Linked DNA regions of Homo sapiens: region 2 is linked to region 1. Evidence: chromatin contacts called from ENCODE Hi-C data. All regions are on one chromosome and are shown on one strand. The core of a region is the stretch at or near the end of the contact, and the rest is flanking DNA. Distances in the headings are between cores, read along the strand shown. Region 1 holds the start of C7orf25 (chromosome 7 open reading frame 25). Region 2 holds the start of SNHG15 (small nucleolar RNA host gene 15).

Evidence for each region. Hi-C counts contacts between places; a loop is a spot of excess contacts on that map. Pooled maps may share reads with other maps.
Region 2: a loop to region 1 is called in a pooled map, with 2.4 times the contacts of the local background. The contact joins the promoter of SNHG15 here to the promoter of C7orf25 in region 1. A Hi-C loop is called at or near these places in 7 of 50 pooled maps.

What each region holds. Positions count from the first base shown.
Region 1 is chr7:42,908,733-42,913,331 of GRCh38, reverse strand. It overlaps C7orf25 (chromosome 7 open reading frame 25), which reads left to right and starts at 1,262. Exons shown (of 2, transcript NM_001099858.2): 1 at 1,262-1,417; 2 at 2,411-4,059. The coding sequence starts at 2,432. The coding sequence ends at 3,697. RefSeq lists a silencer at 1,431-1,690 and enhancers at 1,039-1,735, 1,736-2,433.
Region 2 is chr7:44,984,250-44,989,338 of GRCh38, reverse strand. SNHG15 (small nucleolar RNA host gene 15) reads left to right here and starts at 2,643. Exons shown (of 3, transcript NR_152597.1): 1 at 2,643-2,814. SNORA9 (small nucleolar RNA, H/ACA box 9) reads left to right here and starts at 3,829; the gene lies at 3,829-3,961. RefSeq lists enhancers at 2,050-2,797, 2,833-2,952, 2,798-3,544 and a silencer at 4,071-4,251.

The DNA.
Region 1 (4,599 bases), core at 13-2,512:
GTTCGTGAGGCTCACACTAGGGGATGCTGAATGTTGGTATTGCCGAGCCATTTCTCTAGGGTCTTTTGTCTACTCATTTCTTCAGAGAAAAATAGGGTTATGGGGAGATAGTGGTAGGGAGCGGTAGAGGGGTGCCTGCATTATGGGAGGGGCAGAGAAGGGGGCTGCTAGCATTGCACTATTCAGTAGGAAAACATCATGGCACCTCTCATCCTTTGTTAGGCTTTGTGTCTGGAATCCCTCTGATGCCCTGTCTTTAGCATCTTAAACTAGTCTTCTGCCTGAACAATTTACTGCCCTCCCTTCTACCTTCAAGGCACCTGAAGCTTTCTGGGGTTCTGCTTTGTGAATCAGTGGCTAAATATCCCCTTCTACAAGCAGTTTGCTCAGTTCTCCTGACACCATCTGCAAAGAGGGTGCTTGGGTTCAGGTAACCTCCCTATGGCTCACTTATCTGTAAAGCATACTTAATATCTCTACCTTTTAGGTTGTTTAAAGGAGTGAACAATGTGTAAAACACTTAGAACAATGTCTGTCACGCTGTAAGGACTGAATAAGTTATTGCTCTTGTCCTCCAAAAATGTGTTGGTATAACCGGTCTGCAGTCATCTCTTCTCTTGTTCTTTTTGCCTTTGTTTGTTCCCTTTGTCATTGCTTTACTGTTATTTGGAGAAGGAGCATTGCTTTACTGTTAAGTTTGGAGAAGGAGCAGGATACACAGGATTAATTATAACTGGAAGTCCTCTTTAATATTTTAAATTAGCTTTACTTTCTTACAGCCCTAATCTTTCTGGGTGACTCTGGACACTCTACTACAGTAATATGAATATGGCAGCCCCTCGGAAGCCATGCAATCATTTCTTCTCTTCAGAAGGACAGCACACTTTCTTTGGAGGGCCCAGGACAATGCAGTGGAAAGTGCTTTGGCTTGGAGGCAGAAGTCCCAGAGGCAGTACTTCTCAGCTGTCACCTCTGACAAGCTTCTCCAGCGTTTCTTCTGTTAAAATGAGCCCCCAAAATGCCTACGACCCGGTTGCGATCGAGTGGCCGACGCCCCCAGTGGGAGTGAGGCCCAGCACGCGAGCTCGGTCCCTCTTCCTGGAGCCAGGTGGGTGCGCGCCTTCAGGCTCACCCGGCGGCGCAAGCGGGAGAAGCCAGGTGCCCTCAATAAACATGGCCGCCACGCCAGCGTCAACCCGGCTCGGGAGGCCGCGCTGCCGCTTGGGAATCGCAGGTTTGGCGTCACCCGGCCCGGAACCACGTGATGCAGGAGGTGCCCGAGGCGGCGGGGCTCGCGCGGGTGGAGCCGCCTCGGCGTTCGAGCGGGGTGGGGGCTGCCCGGTTGAGATTTCCCGGCGGGTCCCGGCCTCTGCGTGCACGCGCCTGCGTGCTCGCGCTCGCGGTTCTGGCGCTGCCGGTGAGGAGCCGGGGAGCGAGGCGGGGAGGCTGGGAGCGGGGCGCCTCTTCTGAGGCCAGAGGGGGCTGGGCAGGGCCGGCCCGGCGGGAAGGGGGTCGGCCGCGCGCTATCAGCGCCTGGTCCCTGAGCCGCGGCGCTGGCGGTGGGGGCTTTTCGGCCCCGGCCCCTCCTGGCAGGGCCCGGCTGTGCAGGTGGCCGGGCAGGGCCGAGGGCCCCGCAGCCCACCGAGAAGGCCCCGCCGGCCTCTGGCCCGCCCACCCGGCGACCTGCGCTGGGGCCGCTTGCACGGCCGCCGCGGGTTGCAGCCTTGGAGTTTAGTTTCATCTTCGGATTTTCCTTCAGAGTCGGAGTGGGAGTGGGACGCAAGTTGGTGGTCTTCTTCGGTCTTTTAAAATAGTCTGGGTTGACGTCAAATGCAGAAATGAGGCAGTGTTGATTTTTTTTGGCGTAAGTACCCCAAGCCTCGGGGGAAATCATGAGGCAGCCGGTTGAAGGAGACCAACTCGGGAAGGAGGAAAAGGTTAGGGAGGCTGAAGTGCTCAGTTTAGGACAGACACTTGCTTTGGACAGTTTGCTAACTAGCCAGTCTGTGTGTATTTTTGTTTTCGGCATTTTTGTCGCCTTTATTAAAATTTCTCAGCAGTTAAACAGGCCGCTGATAGACATAAGGGAATTATTTATATAGCAGATTGCCCAACTCTTGCATTGTATCCTAACCTAGGACCATGCTGTGTCCCCATGGCTTTCAAGCTGAAGAAATGAAGGTCTAAAGTGTGTCAGACGTACCTAAAGAAGAGTTCAAAAGTGTAGCTGCCATCCTTTCCTTAGCTATCAGAGGAAGCAGTCACTCCAGAATGAGACATACACAAGCCCGGGTTCATAGACTCACCCTCCATAAGCTGTGTTGCTAGATTGAAGTTTTTAATCACCAGTGAAGAATTGATTGTCATAATTTTAGGAGACTACTGAAGTTTGCCTTGTTTCTTTCCCTAGGAAAGGAATAATGCTGACAGCATGTCTGCACATTCCATGCTCTGTGAACGAATCGCCATAGCCAAGGAACTGATCAAGAGAGCAGAATCACTTTCTAGATCAAGAAAAGGTGGCATAGAAGGTGGTGCAAAGCTGTGCAGCAAATTGAAGGCAGAATTAAAATTCTTGCAGAAAGTAGAAGCTGGGAAAGTAGCTATTAAAGAGTCTCATTTACAGAGCACTAACCTAACACACCTGAGAGCCATTGTGGAATCAGCAGAAAACCTGGAAGAAGTTGTTAGTGTTCTTCATGTCTTTGGTTATACAGATACCTTAGGAGAAAAGCAAACCCTTGTGGTAGATGTAGTTGCAAATGGTGGTCATACTTGGGTGAAAGCCATTGGCCGGAAGGCTGAAGCTCTTCATAACATCTGGCTGGGCAGGGGCCAATATGGTGACAAAAGCATCATTGAGCAGGCTGAAGACTTCCTCCAGGCCAGTCACCAGCAGCCAGTGCAGTATAGCAACCCTCACATCATCTTTGCATTTTACAACAGTGTCTCCAGCCCCATGGCAGAGAAGCTGAAAGAAATGGGCATATCTGTGAGAGGAGACATAGTAGCAGTCAACGCTCTGTTAGATCACCCTGAAGAGCTTCAACCAAGTGAGAGTGAATCAGATGATGAGGGCCCTGAACTTTTGCAGGTGACCAGAGTTGACCGAGAAAATATACTAGCAAGTGTTGCGTTTCCAACAGAAATTAAGGTCGATGTGTGCAAAAGAGTAAATCTGGACATTACTACTTTAATCACATATGTATCTGCCCTCAGCTATGGAGGCTGCCACTTTATTTTCAAAGAGAAAGTGCTCACAGAACAAGCAGAGCAAGAGAGGAAAGAGCAGGTTCTACCTCAGCTGGAGGCCTTTATGAAGGACAAGGAGTTGTTTGCTTGTGAATCTGCTGTCAAGGACTTTCAGTCTATTTTAGATACCTTAGGAGGACCTGGGGAGAGAGAGAGGGCCACTGTGTTAATTAAGCGAATTAATGTGGTACCAGACCAGCCTTCTGAGCGTGCCTTGAGACTAGTGGCCAGTTCAAAAATTAATAGCCGCTCATTAACAATTTTTGGGACGGGAGACACCCTAAAAGCCATCACAATGACTGCTAATAGTGGTTTTGTCAGAGCTGCAAACAACCAGGGTGTTAAATTTAGTGTGTTTATCCATCAGCCCAGAGCACTTACTGAGAGTAAAGAGGCTCTAGCCACCCCCTTACCAAAAGACTACACAACTGACAGTGAACACTAAAGATACCCTTTAAATATTTTTGTGGAAGTAAGTTATTTATACCAAAGGCTGGGTCTTCCCATCTAAACTGGTGGGAAAAAAGGTCTATAGTAAAAGTAAAACTGAGAACTCTTAAACCAGTAGAGTTTCTTTGTCTCTCATCTAAAGTATATAACCTCCCAAAGTAGAAAAAGCACAAGAGAGAAGCTTATCTATCAAACTGTCTGCATTAGTGCAATTAAGAACCGAAATACGTCTATATAAAGCTTTCAGCTGTATTGTAATACTTTGATTCGATAGGGCTACAACTCCCCTACTGCTAACCACATTTCATGGAATATGGCTACATTGCATCTTGCATTAAATATCTGGAGAAAATTCAAGCCTGTTTTTCATTGTATTGCTTTATATGGTTTAGGCTGGGAGGTAGTCGTTGGTAATCAATTTTAGATTCTAAGGTTAACCATTAATGAAAAACTTATTTGCTGTATGTCAGGTGCAGTCTGATAGGTGTTTTTACAAAAAGTACATAATACAGAAGAAATGAGAAAGTGAATTATGGTTATTTGAGTGCCATGAACCCATTGGTAGACCTTTGTGAAAAGAAAGCCAACAATCTTACTACTATAAGATAAAACCAGGACACTTAAGGTAAAATACTAATTTGAATGAATTGAAAAAGGATTATGTAAAAGATTTTAAAAATTCAATACAGAAAGCCCCCATATTATAAGTATTTGAACAATAAATACTATTTTCATGTTTCATTTGCAAGTGGCAAGTGACAACTGCATTACCTTACTTTCATGAGATGGTGACAGAATATTCCATGCCAATTCCATGACACAAGTTGTAGTTAAAAATACACTTCTATGGCTACATTGCGCTAGATACTTTATCAGTTTTCAATAAAGCAAAACTAG
Region 2 (5,089 bases), core at 1,394-3,893, 2.1 Mb before region 1:
ACAGAGATCTGACCGAACCAACTCCATCTTGCTTCTAACTTCCAAGCTGTCCTTGTTCATTCCTGAGTGTAGGCTGAACTAACTTTGGGAGGAACTTAGTTTATAGTTTAAAAGAAAGACAATAATAGCCCTTTCCCAAAACAAACCCCCATCTTGCCTGGGGACCAGAATGCCTTTGTAGGAGTAACAAATTAGCCAAAAGATTAGAAATTATGATTTAGGAGTCATGCAGCTAGAGGCTACAGGATTCTGACCCTCCCCAAATTGCTCCCGGGAATAACATCACTGAAGTCTAAGATCAGTGCTTGAGATATTTTGCAGACCTCGCACTGGATGGATCAGCTGGCACCACCCAGATCGATAAACTGGCTCATCAGATCTTGTGGCCCCCACCCAGGAACTGACTCAAGCACAAGACAGCTTCAATTCCCTATGATTTCATCTCTGACCCGATCAATCAGCACTCCTGACTCACTGGATGCCACCCACCCTCCAAATTATCCTTAAAAACTGTGACCTCCAAATGCTTGGGGAGACTCATTTGAGTAATAAAAAAAGTCCCAGTTTCCCACACAGCTGGCTCTGCATGAATTATTCTTTCTCTATTGCAATTCACCTGTCTTGATAAATTGGTTCTGCCTAGGCAGCAGGCAAGGTGAACCTGTTGGGCCATTACAATCTCATAGCAGTGGCAGAATGGACAGACCAGTGAACCCTGTGCTAGGACAACCTGCACCAGGCCCTGGCTGTTGTAGGAGGTCCTTTTTTTTTTTTTTTTTTTTGAGATGGAGTTTCACTCTTGTTGTCCAGGCTAGAGTGCAATGGCGCGATCTCGGCTCACCGCAACCTCCGCCCCCTGGGTTCAAGCAATTCTCCTGCCTCAGCCTCCCAAGTAGCTGGGATTACAGGCAGGCACCACCACGCCCGGCTCATTTTGTATTTTTAGTAGAGACCGGGTTTCTCCATGTCAGTCAGGCTAGCCCCAAATTCCTGACCTCAGGTGATCCACCCGCCTCCCCGCCTCGGCCTCCCAAAGTGCTGGGATGACAGGCATAAGCCACCGCGCCCAGCCTGTTGTAGGAGGTCTTGAACAAACCACTTAACTTGTTTGGGTGGGGCTTAGTTTCCACGTTAGTAATCTGGAAGTAACAGTTCTGCCTTATCTGTCTGTTAGGGTTTTGACACTTAGTGAAGTATGGGATTTGTATACTGTAAAGTGATTGAATGTATTTACTAGGTGCAATACATAAAATACGAGTTTCAAGCACTGCTCTGCTTTTACTTATAGAACCACGTTCTCACTTTTCTAGCCTGATCATTCAAGACCCTTGAACACATCGTCCTTATCTCCCGCTCCTCATTGAGACCCTTCCAGAACACTACAAACTTGTAATACTTAGCTGTATCACCAGCAAACCATGTCCTTCCCAATTTCAGGACCTTTCAATGTGCTTTCCTCTGCCTGGGGGTGGGTGGGGGGTGGAGAGTAGTTTCCTCCCAACCCATGAAACCTCTCCACAAAGGTAGAAGAGACAGAAAACCATTACTGAATAAGTATTAAACCAGATTGTGATGCCGTACATCACATGCAACCTGCTAAAGGCAACACAAAGACAGAAACTCACTTTTTCTATGCAGCTAAGTAGAGATAGCCCATCACATTATGTAGGTTTTGCAATTTGGAGTCAGGTGCCAAGTTAAGCCTTTGTCCTCCTAAGAAGCTGGACTCTTGGCCCTTTCGTCCCTTAACAATTGCATTTTTTTCTTTCTTTGTTTTTGAGACAGAGTCTCGCTCTGTCTCCAGGCTGGAGTGCAGTGGTGCTATGTCGGCTCACTGCAACCTCCGCCTCCCGGGTTCAAGCGATTCTCCTGCCTCAGCCTCCCGAGTAGCTGGTACTACAGGCACGCTTCACCATGCCCAGCTAATTTTTGTATTTTTAGTAGGGACAGAGTTTCACCATGTTGGCCAGGATGGTCTCGATCTCTTGATCTTGTGATCCGCCCGCCTCAGCCTCCCAAAGTGCTGGGATTGCAGGCGTGAGCCACCGCACCCAGCCAACAATTACACTTCAAGGAGATGGCTCCCAAGAAACATTCCTGAGTTGAACCTGGCCATATAAGAAAAAGACTTGAGTACATTTGGAAAGGAGAGAGGCTGAAATTTTGAAAGAAAAAGGGAGGGGGATGGTTTCTCGTCCCTTCTTTTCCTCAGGGAAAATTAAACCCTATGTATAATTTGTATTTGCCCTTCCACCTGCATCACCTTTCCCACATGCTCCCACAGGCAGGCTCCTGTTCATTCCCAAGGCTCCGTGTCCACATCGTGCTTGGATTCCGCCCGGCCCCGCCTGTGCGGCCGCACCAGGAAGGCACCACCCATTAGGGGCTCAGCGCGTCCCTCCAGGCCACGCCGTCAGGCCTCCGTCCTTTTAGCTGTAGGGGCAGATTACGTAACTCCAGCCTTCTGGTCACTAAAGGAGGGTAACAAAGGGCGGTCGAGAGACTCCACTGAGTTGACACGCAGACGCAGCCTCAGGACCCTAAACTCTACGCCCCAGCACACCCTACCAAGCGAGCGCCCGCGGCCGCGTGACGTCATCTACCCCAAACGCTGTGGCCCCGGCCACGCACGGCTTCGGGGCGGGACTACGCGGTGACGTCGAGGTGCGCGGCGCAGCGCGCGGCGTCAGTCTTGGCTGGCAGACCTGTACTCCGTACTCCGTACTTCGTAGTCGCAGCGGCGCGGTCTTCGGCAGTCTAGTCATCCACCGCCATCCTGGGCCCCACGTGTTGCCTGACCATTCCTGAGCCCAGGTAGGGGTCCTGGGGGATTGGGTTCAGTGGCGGGCGGCGTGGGAGGCTGGGCCGCAGTGAGTGGGGGCACCAGTGATTCTTGGAGACCAAGCCTTCACTACACGTGCTACTTCCTCTCAAGAGGCGGTTGAGCGCGTTCGGAACATTTTACCCGGAGGAGACTCGGGGATTACTTGATGAGTAACCTCGTGCTTCTCTTTCAGCCGAGAAGTGGGGCTTCTGCATGACCTGGGTGGACCCCAGTAGGTGGGATGGGACGTGTGGTCAGGAGGGACCTCACCGGAAGGCATGGGGTGGCGTGTAGACCTGCCGCAAGAGAGGCTGTAGAGTGGGCCAGGCGTTGCAAGGAGCTAGAGCTGGATAATGGTTCAGAGGCACAAGCTGAAGCTAACTGCGTTTGGAGCTAACTGCATTTGTTCCCTTCTAGGTGGGAGCCGTGGCTGAGGTGACGGTCTCAAAGTGGAAGAGCTTACTGTCACAGCAACTCCTTTGCAAGATGCCCCGGTAAATCACGTTGCAGAGACCCCAACTCTGCCTTCCTGGAACTAGGCCTGCGTTTTCTCTGAACCATTATTTCATGGGGAAAATGAAATCTACTTCATGTGCCTGGTCTACTTACTCCTTCAGAAGTGATTTCTGAGCCGTAAGATACATGAGAAAAAAATGAAGGGGAAAAGGCAGTATTTATATTAACTACATGATGATAAGGATGTTTCTGGTCACAGTGAAAAGCCATGCTAGAATTGTAGTGTCATAGAATAATGTGGAAGTTTAGTTCGTGTTGTCTGATCTATTTAATAATTTAATAAGGTTATCTCTTCCAAGACACCTTCCCTTCTTCCTCAGCCAGAAAGGATCTTTCCCTGAGAGTCATTAGTAGCTCTGGGCTCCTGGAACCAAGCTCAGGTGCCTAATTGAACTCTGGTCTCTTCCCACAGCCCCCAGCAGGGACTGGTGCTTAGTGAGAGTGGACTGCCAGATTCCTTGAGTGTGGGGGATTTGGGTGAATGAGGGTAGCAAGCCTCCAGCGTGCTTGGGTCTGCGGTGACCCTATGCATTCCTTCAGTGCTTGCTAGAACAGTTTTGAAACGGTTTGAGGCCTTGCCCTGCTCCATCCAGAGCAAGGTTATAGAAATTTCAGACAATGACTTCCTCCCTCCTGGATCTAGTGTCCTGGGCCTTGTATAGATCCGTGCCATCTAATGTGGTAGCCACTTGGCACACATGATTAAATTAAATTTGGAGTTTTATTTCATTTTCACACTAGCCACATTTCAGATGATCAGTAGCCACAGGTGGCCAGTGGCTACCATATTGGACCGCACAGATTAGAGGGCATTTCTGTCGCTGTGGAAGTTGTTTTGGACAATGCTGGTGTGAAAGGTGAAGGGAATCCTGAGTGTTTGCTGTGCTCCAGGCTCAGTACAAATTTTATTTTATTATACACTTAAAGCAAAAGTCTTATAAAAGTTGAGGATGAAGCCAAGAGTGGTGGTAAGGGTAGGAGTTGAAACAGTGAAGAGGAATAACAGGGAAGAGTCCTGCCCTGAGAGACTCATGGAATAGGATATTTACAAGGCAAAGCAAAGAGAACCAAAGTCTCAGTTCTGCAGAGGAGCTGAGTGCCCCAGGAGCTAGTGGAGGGTGAGGTCAATGTGTGCTCATCTTAAAGGAAAAACTCATGGAAGAGGAAGGTGCTAATGTTGAACACCTATTTTGCGCCAGACCTCTTAATTGTTTTAAATCTTTGAGGTATCATCATGAGGTCGTTTTTAAGTTCAGTACAGATGAGGGGCCCAAGGTCAGAATTATGTGTCCAGGGTTGCCCAGCCACAAACCAGCAGATCAGGGTTTGATGCCAGGCCTCTCTAACCCTGCATCCTGAGTGGAATATAGAAGCCGGTGGGAAGTTTGGATGGGAAGGAGATGGATGCCTTCAAGTTCTTGTCTTGGTGTTAGGTGTGTTAAAGGACTGGCTGGGATGAGAAGAGTGTTGCTGGCTTGAGCATAGCACGAGCAGCACAGCTCCTGTGTTCCTCTGGGTGGTGGGGTCACCTCTCTTAAAGGTAGAGGCTTTCAGCTGATTCTGTCTTTTCAGGCCAGGAATAGTTGCTGAACACCCCAGGCCTGCTGAGGTCCCTCCTTGAGTCTCATGTTCAAGCAGTCTTGTGAGTAAAGCACTGGCTACCCCTTTTCACTTACTATCTTTTCAAGCATGTTCTACCACCTTGGAAGGTAAGAGGTTAGTACCTTCTTCCAGAGCAGAGGGCAGGCA